Regions from separate parts of the Homo sapiens genome. Here region 1 is linked to region 2. Evidence: chromatin loops called from intact Hi-C (ENCODE). Cell type or tissue: heart right ventricle. All regions are shown on one strand. Each heading gives the region's core, and the rest is flanking DNA. Links, peaks and the distances in the headings are about the cores only.

Region 1 (5,387 bases), core at 247-5,246, 77 kb before region 2:
AAATATTATCATTACCCTTGGGATGGCTGTGGATGAAGTTCTTATTGAATATCTCCCTAATAATCTTGGACTGAAGTGGCAGTGCTCTTAAGGATAGTTCCTGTATTGGACTTACAGTAGTTCTGCATTAACTCTTAGAAGCTGAACGAGTAGGCTGGGCACGGTGGCTCATGTCTGTAATTCCAGCATTTTGGGAGGCTGAGGTGGGTGGATCACTTGAGGTCAGGAGTTTGAGATCAGCCTGGCCAACATGGCGAAAGCCCGTCTCTACGAAAAATACAAAAATTAGTTGGGCATGGTGGTGCGTGCCTATAATACCAGCTAGTCAGAAGGCAGAGGCAGGAGAATCACTTGAGCCCCGGAGGTGGAGGTTGCAGTGAGCCAAGATGGTGCCACTACCCTCCAGCCTGGGTGACAGAGCAAGACTCCATCCCCCCACCAAAAAAAAAAAGAAAGAAAAAAAAAAGAAGCTGAATAAGTAAATTTTGTTTGCAATAAGGAATGAACAAGTTCTTTTTTATTTTTAGAGATGAGGTCTCCCTGTGTTGCCCAGCATGGACTTGAATTCCTGGCCTCAAGTGATTTTCCCATCTCAGCCCCCTGAGTAGCTGGGGCTACCATGTCTAAAGCTTTTCTTTTCTTTTTTTTAAAAAATTCAAACAATATCATTTGTGCTACATTTACTGTAGGGAAACTGAACATTATAAATAAGGGGAAACTGCTGTTGAAATGAAAAATACATCATTTTTATCCTTTTATAGTTTTACATTGGTGAAAAGAATATGTCTTTGTATAACCCGAGTGTTATTTCAAATGTTCTGGCTTTCTGCCTTTTTCTTGTTCTATATTACTGTCTGTGTTAGAAGATAATAAACAGTATGTGTCCTCCCCGGATTGAATCTGTTATCCACTGTGGGAAGCTCCTGGCTTTGCTTCATGTTCAAAAACATGATTTTTGAGGAGGTTTATGCATATTAAAAGATGGGACTTACCTCAACTGGGACAACCTTTCATTTTTTGCTGCCTGAGCAGATAAAGATGAAAGAGCAGGAAAATCAGAGTTGTAGGTCATAATAATTCCAAATGATGGTTTGCTTTGGGGCTTAGGCCTGGATCATTTATTTTCTCTTTTACTGTCAGCTTGCTAAGGGATCTCATCCTGTCTGCTGGTTTTGAATGCCGTTAACTTGCTGATGGTTCTCAGATTTGTATCAGCAGCCCAGACCTCCCCCGAGAGGCCAGTCAGGTCCACCCAACTGTCTACTTGACATCTCCACTTGGCTGTCTAAGAGGTGATCCAAACTTCACACATCCAAAACCACACTCCTGATTATAGCCTCAACCTTCATCAAGCCTGCCCTCCTCCAGCTCAGTCACTAGCCTTGAAGAATTGTCCTTGTCTCTAGTTCTTGGGAGGGAATCACTACACTGTTGGGATTTCCCAAGTGATAGGAGTGTCTTTACCATTCATGGTGGGCCCCTCGGATCACATCTGAGTTTCCGCTAACGAGATGACTCAGGACAGAGGCCTACCATGACAGAACGACCAACTATGTGATTAGAGGACTGGGGCTTTGAGCTGGGTGATATCAAACTGAACGATGGAGAGGGGAAGGGAACTGGAAGTTGAGTTCAATTTTGTGGTCAATGATTCAGTCAGTCATGCCTACACAATGAAACTCCAGTAAAAACTCTGGACACCAGGGCTCAGGTGAGCTTCCCTGGTTGGTGATACATATTGATGTGCCAGGAGGGTGGCAGGTTAATGTAATGGACAGCCAAGGTTGAGAACCAGGTCAGACACCACAAGCTCTTACTGCCTCTAGGCCTTTGTTTTTCACGTCCGCTCACTTGGAATGCTATTCCCAGCTCTTGAAATTGCCAGGCCTCAGCTCAGATATCCCTTCCTCAGAACAGACTGCTCTGATGTTCCTATCTAAAGTGACCTCTCCTGTCTCCCTCTTTTTCATTACTGTATTTACTTTGTAAGACTTATTTCAGTCTGCAAATATCTCATTTATTTAGATTTACTTGTGTCTGCCTCCCCCAGTAGAATGTGAGTGCCATGAGGGTAGGGGCCTTGTGTCAGTGACTAACACTATGTGAGGCATATCTAGACCCAGTAAGTACTTTTAAAGTGTCTCTTAAACAAATAATTGAATAAATGAATAACTGAAACAACTGGCTGATTAGGTAACATTATACAAGGAAAAATGATGCTCAATGAATTTAATGAATTTTTGTCCTGTATGTAATTATCTAAATCTATCTCTGTGTGTGTTTGTGTGTATATATATATTAGACTGATGCAAAAGTAATTGCGTTTTTTGCCATTACTTTTAATGGCAAGAACTGCAATTACTTTTGTGCCAATGTAATACATACATACATACATACATGGATACATGTATATATACAAAATATGTATACAAAATATGTATCCATGTATGTATACAAAATACGTATACAAAATATGTGTGTATTATATATCCATTTTTTTTCTAGAGTAGATGGTTCTTTTAAAAATATTTGCCTGACAGTATAAAAATGTGAAGTACATGAATTCCGTGAGCCCTAAAGAGTGGAAGAACACTGTGGTTTTGGCTGACAAATTGAAGATTGCTCAAGGTGGGTCCCGGGAACAAGGGCTTCATGGAACATTCTCCTTTGTCTGACCAATTCCTGGTTATCTCTCAGGCCCCATGGTGGAGGTGCCTCTTCTCTGTGCCAAGATGTGGCAGTCACTGCCCAGGACTTGATGTGCTTGTGTATTTGTCAGTATCTATCAGAGGACTGTGCTCTCGGGGACTCTGTCCTGTCTCTACTTTCTCCCAGCACCTAGCACAATACCTGGCAGATAGCTGGAATGCACTCTGTGTACAGAATGCACTGGAGCACACTGCAGTAACAGGGGAAGTTTCAGAGACATTCAGTCTGACTCAGACCCCAGCTGCCACAGTAACTGCCCTGTCACCCTGGACAGAGCCTCGGGGACCTCTTTTGTAAAATAGGAAAAATAGTATCTGCTTCCAAGAGTCCTGGGGAAGGACAGAAGAAGACTGTACTGGGAAATGCTTTTAAAGGCTATGTTAATTACATTTTATTTTAATTTTATTGGCTTCCCCAATATTTCTTCAAAGCAGGGACCAGGCCTTCCAATTTAGCCCATTAGGACTTGTCACGGGACACTGCAGTGCCTATTATCTGCTCGCCCCTCTGTGGCTCTTTTACTCAGTAGCATTTTCCCAGGTGTCTTGATCTGTAAGTAGGGCTCTGAGCTGGTGCAGATTCTGTGAAAGTCAAGCTCTCCTATGGGTCGGTAACTCTGGAAATCTAGAGAATGGGTCAGCATCTGTGACAAGTAAACAGAAAACACATGAAGGGGCCTTTAGGCTACTTTTCTTCCTTGATCATTTAACTACAATGTGCAGAGGGAAGTTGTGGGTCTGGATCTTAAATCTGGGGAACTGACAAAGCCGTCTTCAATGGACAAATTTCAATCTGATGCTCAGTGTCATGGCACTTGCCGGAGAGGCTTCATTGCTTGATTGATGAGGGTGTTGCCAAGGATTTCTATTTTTAATCTTCAAAATTCTTAGCTTGCTTACAACTTGGGGGCTCCACGCACAAGCAGTTTCACTCTCTTCTAGGAAAATGGACCTTTTTCAAGAAAATTAATTTGTTTCTGAAGGCTCATTCTGATACACACACTCTCTTTCTCTTGCTTGTTTTCTTCTCTATTCCCTAAGCGATTTCAAGGGGGCTTGCACTAAGGTAGCCGCCCAACCTGTAAATTAGGAAATAAAGGGAATGAGGTTGTAGTCAGAAAATGGAATAGGAAAGTACATGCTGGATGGGATTAGCTATCTGTGGAATAAATCATAAGATTATTTGTGTGTAAATATTTGAGCAAAGAGTTAGAGGACACCCCAAACTCCAATCAAGTGGACAGTAGAGAATTTATTGAAACAAGTAAATGAGGTATTATATCCAAAGCACCTTGGACAATGCTGGTGCATCGCAGGTAATGAGTAAAAGGTTGTTACCAATAACACCATCTTCATTACTAAGGTTATTAGGGTACAGTTTGAAGGAGGTGGGACCACTGGATGTGACTGCAATTTTGAAAAAGAACTGTCAACATTTGTGGGAGCACTTCCCACACAGTGGGCACTGGAGTCAATGCAGGTGTATGTGTATTAACTCAACCACACTGTGAGGCACTATTCTTATGCCTATTTTACAGAATAGGAAAGTAAGCCACAGAAGCAAAATCACATAGCTAACAGTGGTGAGATGTCAATGTACCAGATCTCTCCCCAGAGCTTGTGCCCTGACTCACTGACTACGTCAGCCTCCTCCCAAGGCATAAATCCGATCAACTTTTGGTTCATTGTATTAAGAAAGACTTATGAAGACAAGGGAAATGATGAAAGAGAGCAGGTCAGAGGAAAGTGATTCATCCTGCTGAAGGTGTGGAGGCACAGCTGGAAGCTACTTTCTGCAATCAAAGGATTGTGTTGGTCAGTCTCAGCTAACATTCAGTTATAACTAATGTTGTTTTATTTTATTATTTTATTTAATTGAGACAGGGTCTTACTCTGTTGCCCAGGTTGGAGTGCAGTAGCACTATCCTGGCTCACTGCAACCTCCACCTCCTGGGTTCAATTCTCATGCCTCAGCCTCCAGAGTAGCTGGGGCTACAGGTGCATGCCAGCACGCCTGGCTAATTTTGTATTTTTTGAGAGACAGGGTTTCACCATGTTCACCAGGCTAGTCTTGAACTTTTGACGTCAAGTGATCTGCCCATCTCGGCCTCCCAAAGTGCTTGGATTACAGGCGTGAACTACTGTGCCAGGCCGAGTTGTAACTAATATTGTTTTAATGAATATTTCTATATCATTTGCATATGTTTTTGTTAATCTATAGTTACTGTATTATTTTGTTGACATAAGTCACGTGAATGCATCAATGACTCAGATAGTTTTGTGTGTGGCTGTGTGATATAATATATTCAGAGAGGTGGTATTATATCTTAATATAAGCTATAAACTTATATTTACACGTTTAAGAAAAACAGAAAAATGGCCAGGCACTGTGGCTCATGCCTGTAATCTCAGCACTTTGGGAGGCCGAGGCGCTTAGATTACTTGAGCCAGGAGTTTGAGACCAGCCTGGTCAACATGGCGAAACACCATCTCTACTGAAAATATAAAAATTAGCCAGGTGTGGTGGTACATTCCTGTAATCCCAGCTACTTGGGAGCCTGAGACATGAGAATCGCTTGAACCTGGGAGGTGGAGGTTGCCGTGAGCTGAGGTCGTGCCACTGCACTCCAGCCTGGGTGACAGAGCGAGATTCAGTCCCCCAAAAAACAAAACAAAAGT
Region 2 (5,387 bases), core at 225-5,224:
CAAACATTCCGTGAGTATCACAATGCTCATTATTTTTCTTCAAAGTAATAGCAGCTAGGAACAAAGTTACATTTTCTCAAGCCTTGACATTTTAACAGTACCAGGTAATTCTATAAATAAAGTCTAATAAAAGTCATTCATCAATTATCCATTAAGAAGGATTTTAAAATAATAAAAATGCCTTTCAGCATTTTCTGTCTCAAAAGTCTAGTGCTTCTCCCAGAGGAGGAGAACAAAAATATCACCTTCTCAAAGGAAGCTTTAATTAGGTGTATATCTCTCCTGTGTGCCAATTCGTGGAGTTCCTCCAAATGAACTTCCCACACACTTCTGGCTGAAACTGGCCCCTAGTTAGCACTAGCTCATTCATTAGGTCTGCTTCCATTTAACCCGAGGCCTGAGGAGTAGCCCATTGCTCTCCTCTTTGATCTCCTCCAACAGAGTGGAGAACATGTCTGACAGTCAGTTTTTCTTTCCACACTAGGCTTCCTGGACTAACCAGGACTGGGTGTGAGACATGTACTAGATACTTCTGTGGCTTAAAACACCACCTTCTACCAAAGGCATGCTTCTGTTTGTCTTGAAGAAGTTTCTGGCATGGCTCAGTGGCTGTTTATCACCTCTGTATTAAGGACAATAGGATGAGCCCCTGGTTGATTAGAGCCTTGCTGGGGGTTGATAAACACACACCGAGATAGAAGACTCTCTGTTTTCTTATGGCCACAGGCAGCAAAGAGAAACCACACAGCCTCAGATGAACATATGTTAACACTAAGATTCTCCACACTTCCTCCAACTTCTTTTAAAATAGAACTATTTTCATGATGGAAGCCAGAAGTGCTACAAGCACTCAGGTGGCAGGACTTATAGCTAAGAGTGGCATAGGATCACACTGTTTCTTAAACCCCACTTCTGGAACTGGCTACATTCTTTGGAGACCATTTTTTAAAAAGTAGCCCTTTCTTCCACCCCATTCCCACAGGATTTTCTTCGGTAGGTCTGCATTGAGGCCTGAGAAACTCCAATTTTGGCAGGGTTCTTAGGGGATTTCTGATGTACAGCTTGAGTTGGGAACTGCCGATGCTGAGTTAGAGCTATTCTAGCAAGGGCGTGGAGTGTTTCCAGATTTTTGCTGGCATCATCTAGGGTGTCTTGCAGAACAGGGCCTTGCTCTTCTTCAGGAAGACTTGGAGTTTTCAGGAGCATCTTAGTAGTTTAGCTTTCTAACCTGCTCCTAATCCAGGTGATAAGTGAGTTCATTGAGGTATCCTGGTCAAGGGTGGAGAGAGGTTCCGCTTTGAGGGCCAGCTCTGCCACTTACCATCTGTGAGACTTTCAGCGAGTTACCAAATTCCAGCGAGCTTTGCTTTGAATGTCTAAAGAGTGGTAAGGGTAATATCTACTTGAGAGGGCTCTTGTGAAGATTAAATGACAGAATATAAGTAAAATGCTTAGCCTATTGCCTGGCACACAGTGAATGCTTAATAAATCATTCATATTATTATTTTTTTCCTAAGGGTTCAAGCCAATAGAGTTGCCAAATAGTTTGGGTTTTGTTTTGTTTTTTTTTTTGGACAGAGGTCACATTTTGGCAACATCTTTTTCTGCTAATGGATATTACAGAAAGTTACATTCAGAGAGTTAGATGCTGTACCTGAAAGGGTGTATGTTTAAAAGACTGACACTGTCGGACGGGAATTGGCAGTAGAGAACACAGGGTCCCACAGTGGATCCTCAGAGCAAGGATCCTCAGAGCTCCTGAGCAGAGGAATGGCACAAAGAGAGCAGGGAGGCAGAGAGGTAAGATACACGGCTTTGCAGGAACTCATTTCAGCCTAGATGTTAGCTGGAGGCCCTGAACCCTAAGAGCTGGATATGATGGGATCACACTCCACTCTACACTCTGGAAAGGTCCAAGATTTCTTGCATTTCACAGGCATCTTCAAAAGTCCCCCTTGACTCTGACTTCTGCTGATTCTCAACCCCTGTTCCTGTTGCGTGCCCACAGCCTTGCTGTTCTCTCATCCCTCCCCTGTCTCCTCTCTTCTGTGCTTACTCTGTCCAGTTCACTTCAAATGAGGAACAATTTAATTACCTCTTTTGCTACCTTTTCACTTGCTAACTCATGCTGTCTGGGTGTCTGCTGCCCCAAGTGGCATTTCAAGATATTTTCCTGAACAAAGAGAACAACTTCCTGAAAAAAGTTGCAATGCTTGCTCTTAAGTAATCATTTATTTCCTATCTCCCTCCAAGCCTAAATATTTAAGTAATGAGATGCTGAGGAAATACAGGAATGCTCATGTAGGTGGTGTGTTAGCAATGGAGAGAAAGACTAGATCAGGAGATATTTAAGAAATGATAAGATCCTATGACAAATTGATCATAGAAGAAAAACAAACAGAAGGGGAAGGAAGGGAACTAACATTTATTGAATGCCTGTATCATAACAACAGCCCTATTCTATTAGTTTTATCCCAGCTTTCCAAGAAATGGAAATCAGAGGGGTCAAATAATATGCCCAAGGCCACTCAGACAGTAAATAGAAGGTCCAGGATCCAACCAAGGTGTGGTTTAAAAACCTATATTCTTTGCATTGTATTCTTAATCACTTATACTTCTACCATAGAGGACAGTAGGGTCCATTCTAAACTGTGTTTAGTTCAACACTTATTTGAATTTAATTCAACAAGAAAATCATTTTTTATAAAAATAAAGTTTAGCATATACTCTTACATTTTTACAGCTTGCAATTTGCATCTTTGCATGCATCTTTCTTTCAACGGTTTTTTAGGTGCAGGTAGCAGAATCTGCTGCTGCTTCAGTGTAAATGAGGCTCCTCTTACTCACCTGTGACAGCACAGCCAGTGGCTGGGAGTTCCAGGGAGGCTGTTTCCCAAGTGTTGGTGCTGTCCAGGGACAGACCGGGTGGGTCCACTCTCATGGGAGGTATTAATTAAGCAAAGACTGGAGGACGGCTTGGTTGGGGTGTCGCTGTGGGAATTTGGATTTGGATGGGAGGTACCCACATAGGGCTGTCCATAAGAACCGCTTGGGGGAAGGCATTTTCAAAATACAGATGCCTGGGTCCTATTAGAGACGATTCAGTATGTCTAGAACGGCTCAGAAGCCTTTCAAATATGTTCCCCAGTTGATTGTCATGCACACCCAGGTCTGGGGACCATTGAAACAGGTTGCCATTAACCCTTTTCCCATTTGCCCCGAGAATACCTGCTGGTGGCGCTTGCGGCGGCAGCATTTACCCTGAGATAAGTTTGTCACGAAATATCTCACTTTTATTGTTATTTTCACATTGCTCCAGTGTATTGACTTTGCAAACAAAAGACATCATTCTATCGATAGCATTCTGTTTTTAGTAGTGCTATTTCCATTTACAAAATATAGTAATTCTCGATCGCCGAAAGTGTCAAATCCCAGAAAACGCAGCATTCTTACGTGTGATGTTAACATCATTCTCGAACTGTTGTTGGGTGCAGACCCATTTGATGAGTCCGATTTTTCTGGAATAGATGATTCTGATGATTCAGACGATTCTGATGTTTGTTCTGTTTAGAAATAACTCCAAGAACAGTTTTTATATTTTATTTTCACATTGAAAATTGGTCAGATTTGCTTCAGCCTCGAAGAGCATGTTAATGCAAAATTAAATGAGCACTGGCAGTGAGCTGCACTGTTTTTTTCTAAATGGGTAAAGTGCCCTTCATCACTGGATTCTTTAGAGTCTGTCTTCTATTATGGGAGGGAGAGTCTTATAGCCTTTAAGACACAATACTCTATTCATGTAGGCGGTGATAACTGGTCAAACATGATTCTGTTTCATTCTTGGAGAAGGTAGAATACTGAGCTCCTTTAAAATCTTTGGGTTATACACTCTCTTTGTAATGGAAAATGTTATTTACTCTAGTAGTACTTGTTGGTGATGCCACACATATTTTACTTTGAAGAAGCCAGATAATGTTTATACACCTGCAGGAACTAGCTAGAGGAATCAAGATGAGACTCCTGGCTGATATATGTACTTACAAAAAACCAGAAGGTTAAACACAGGACTGGAGTGGTTTGAGGAATGTAGCATTCTCAAATATACTTCTCCTTGGTGTGCTTGAAGCAGAAAAAGAAAACTCAAGGGATTTAGTAACAAATGTATGTTTTCTGGACCTTGGGTAACATGCTGCCCAATATCTCTCCAGCTCTTGGGTTGAAACATTCATGATTTTTTTTTAAAAAAGCATTTGCTTATTCTTCCCCAAATAGATGGATACTAGTAATAAATAATGAAAAAATATTGAATGCCAGGAAAATGACATGCAATTTTTCCTTCCTCCTGCTATAATACTTTCTTAATAATTGATGTGTGCATCTTTTCTAGTGGTGAAAGACCTTTACTTAAAGAGAGCACATGTTCAAAGCTGAGAGACTTGCTGAGTTTGTGGCCAGCTCAGAGGCATTGACCACCAAACCATTTGCATTTCAACAGCGGGACAGCTCTCAGAAGAGGACACGGGATAGAGACGCCATGCTTTCTCCACTTCTCTTACCTTATTCCATGGCACTCAGCCTTCCTTGGCAGCCAGCCTATTCCTCATTTTTAAGTAGGAGGGCTCTATAATTAACTCCAATCTATTTCTGCCGTGTTAATTAATGTGTGCATACAGAAGGTTGCTGTTTTCCTTAAGGTGTGATGAAGAGAACTGTTTTTTTTTTTTTTTATGGAAGTCACTTAGAGCTTTAGCAGATGTAGCAATTCACTTTGAATAGCAAGACATGACAAATTCTTTTTTTAAATTTAATTTTTATTTTAAGTTCAGGGGTACATGCGCAGGTCTGTTATACAGGTAAACTTGTATCATGGGGGTTGTTGTACAGATTATTTCATCACCCAGGTTATTGAGCCTAGTACCCATTAGTTATTGTTCCTGATCCTCTGCCTCCTCCCACCCTCCATCCTCCAATAGACTCCAGTGTGTGCTTTCCCCCTCACCCATGTGTCCATGTGTTCTCATCAATTAGCTCTCACTTATAAGTGAGAATATGCAATATTTGGTTTTCTATTCCTGCATTAGTTTGCTAAGGATAAGGTTTCCAGCTCTATCCATGTTCCTGAAAAGGATATGACCCCATTCTTTTTATGGCTGCATAGTATTCCATGGTGTACATGTACCACATTTTCTTTATTCAGTGTACCATTGATAGACATTTAGGTTGATTCCATGTCTTTGCTATTGTGAATAATGCTGCAATGAACATACATGTGCATATGTTTTTATAATAGAATGCTTTATATTCCTTTGGGTATATACCCAGTAATGAGATTGCTGGGTTGAATGGTATTCTTGTTTTTAGGTCTTTGAGGAATTGTCATACTGTCT

The links. Peaks named below come from ENCODE experiments on the same cell type or tissue, not always from the same donor. Only the 100,000 strongest peaks of a DNase experiment are listed, where the experiment ranks them.
Region 1: it touches region 2 in a loop (3-fold over the local background); 14 of 110 quality-filtered maps call a loop at or near these places.

Annotation. Positions count from the first base shown.
Region 1 is chr15:91,062,856-91,068,242 of GRCh38, forward strand. No RefSeq gene overlaps it. Among named protein-coding and RNA genes, the nearest start is that of SV2B, 35 kb to the right of the region's middle. In heart right ventricle, for the core only: no CTCF peak of the experiment used is centred there; a DNase peak (open chromatin) is centred at 2,787.
Region 2 is chr15:91,140,185-91,145,571 of GRCh38, forward strand. The region is part of intron 1 of SV2B (synaptic vesicle glycoprotein 2B); the gene reads left to right. Among named protein-coding and RNA genes, the nearest start is that of SV2B, 43 kb to the left of the region's middle. In heart right ventricle, for the core only: a CTCF peak has its summit at 2,154; no DNase peak of the experiment used is centred there.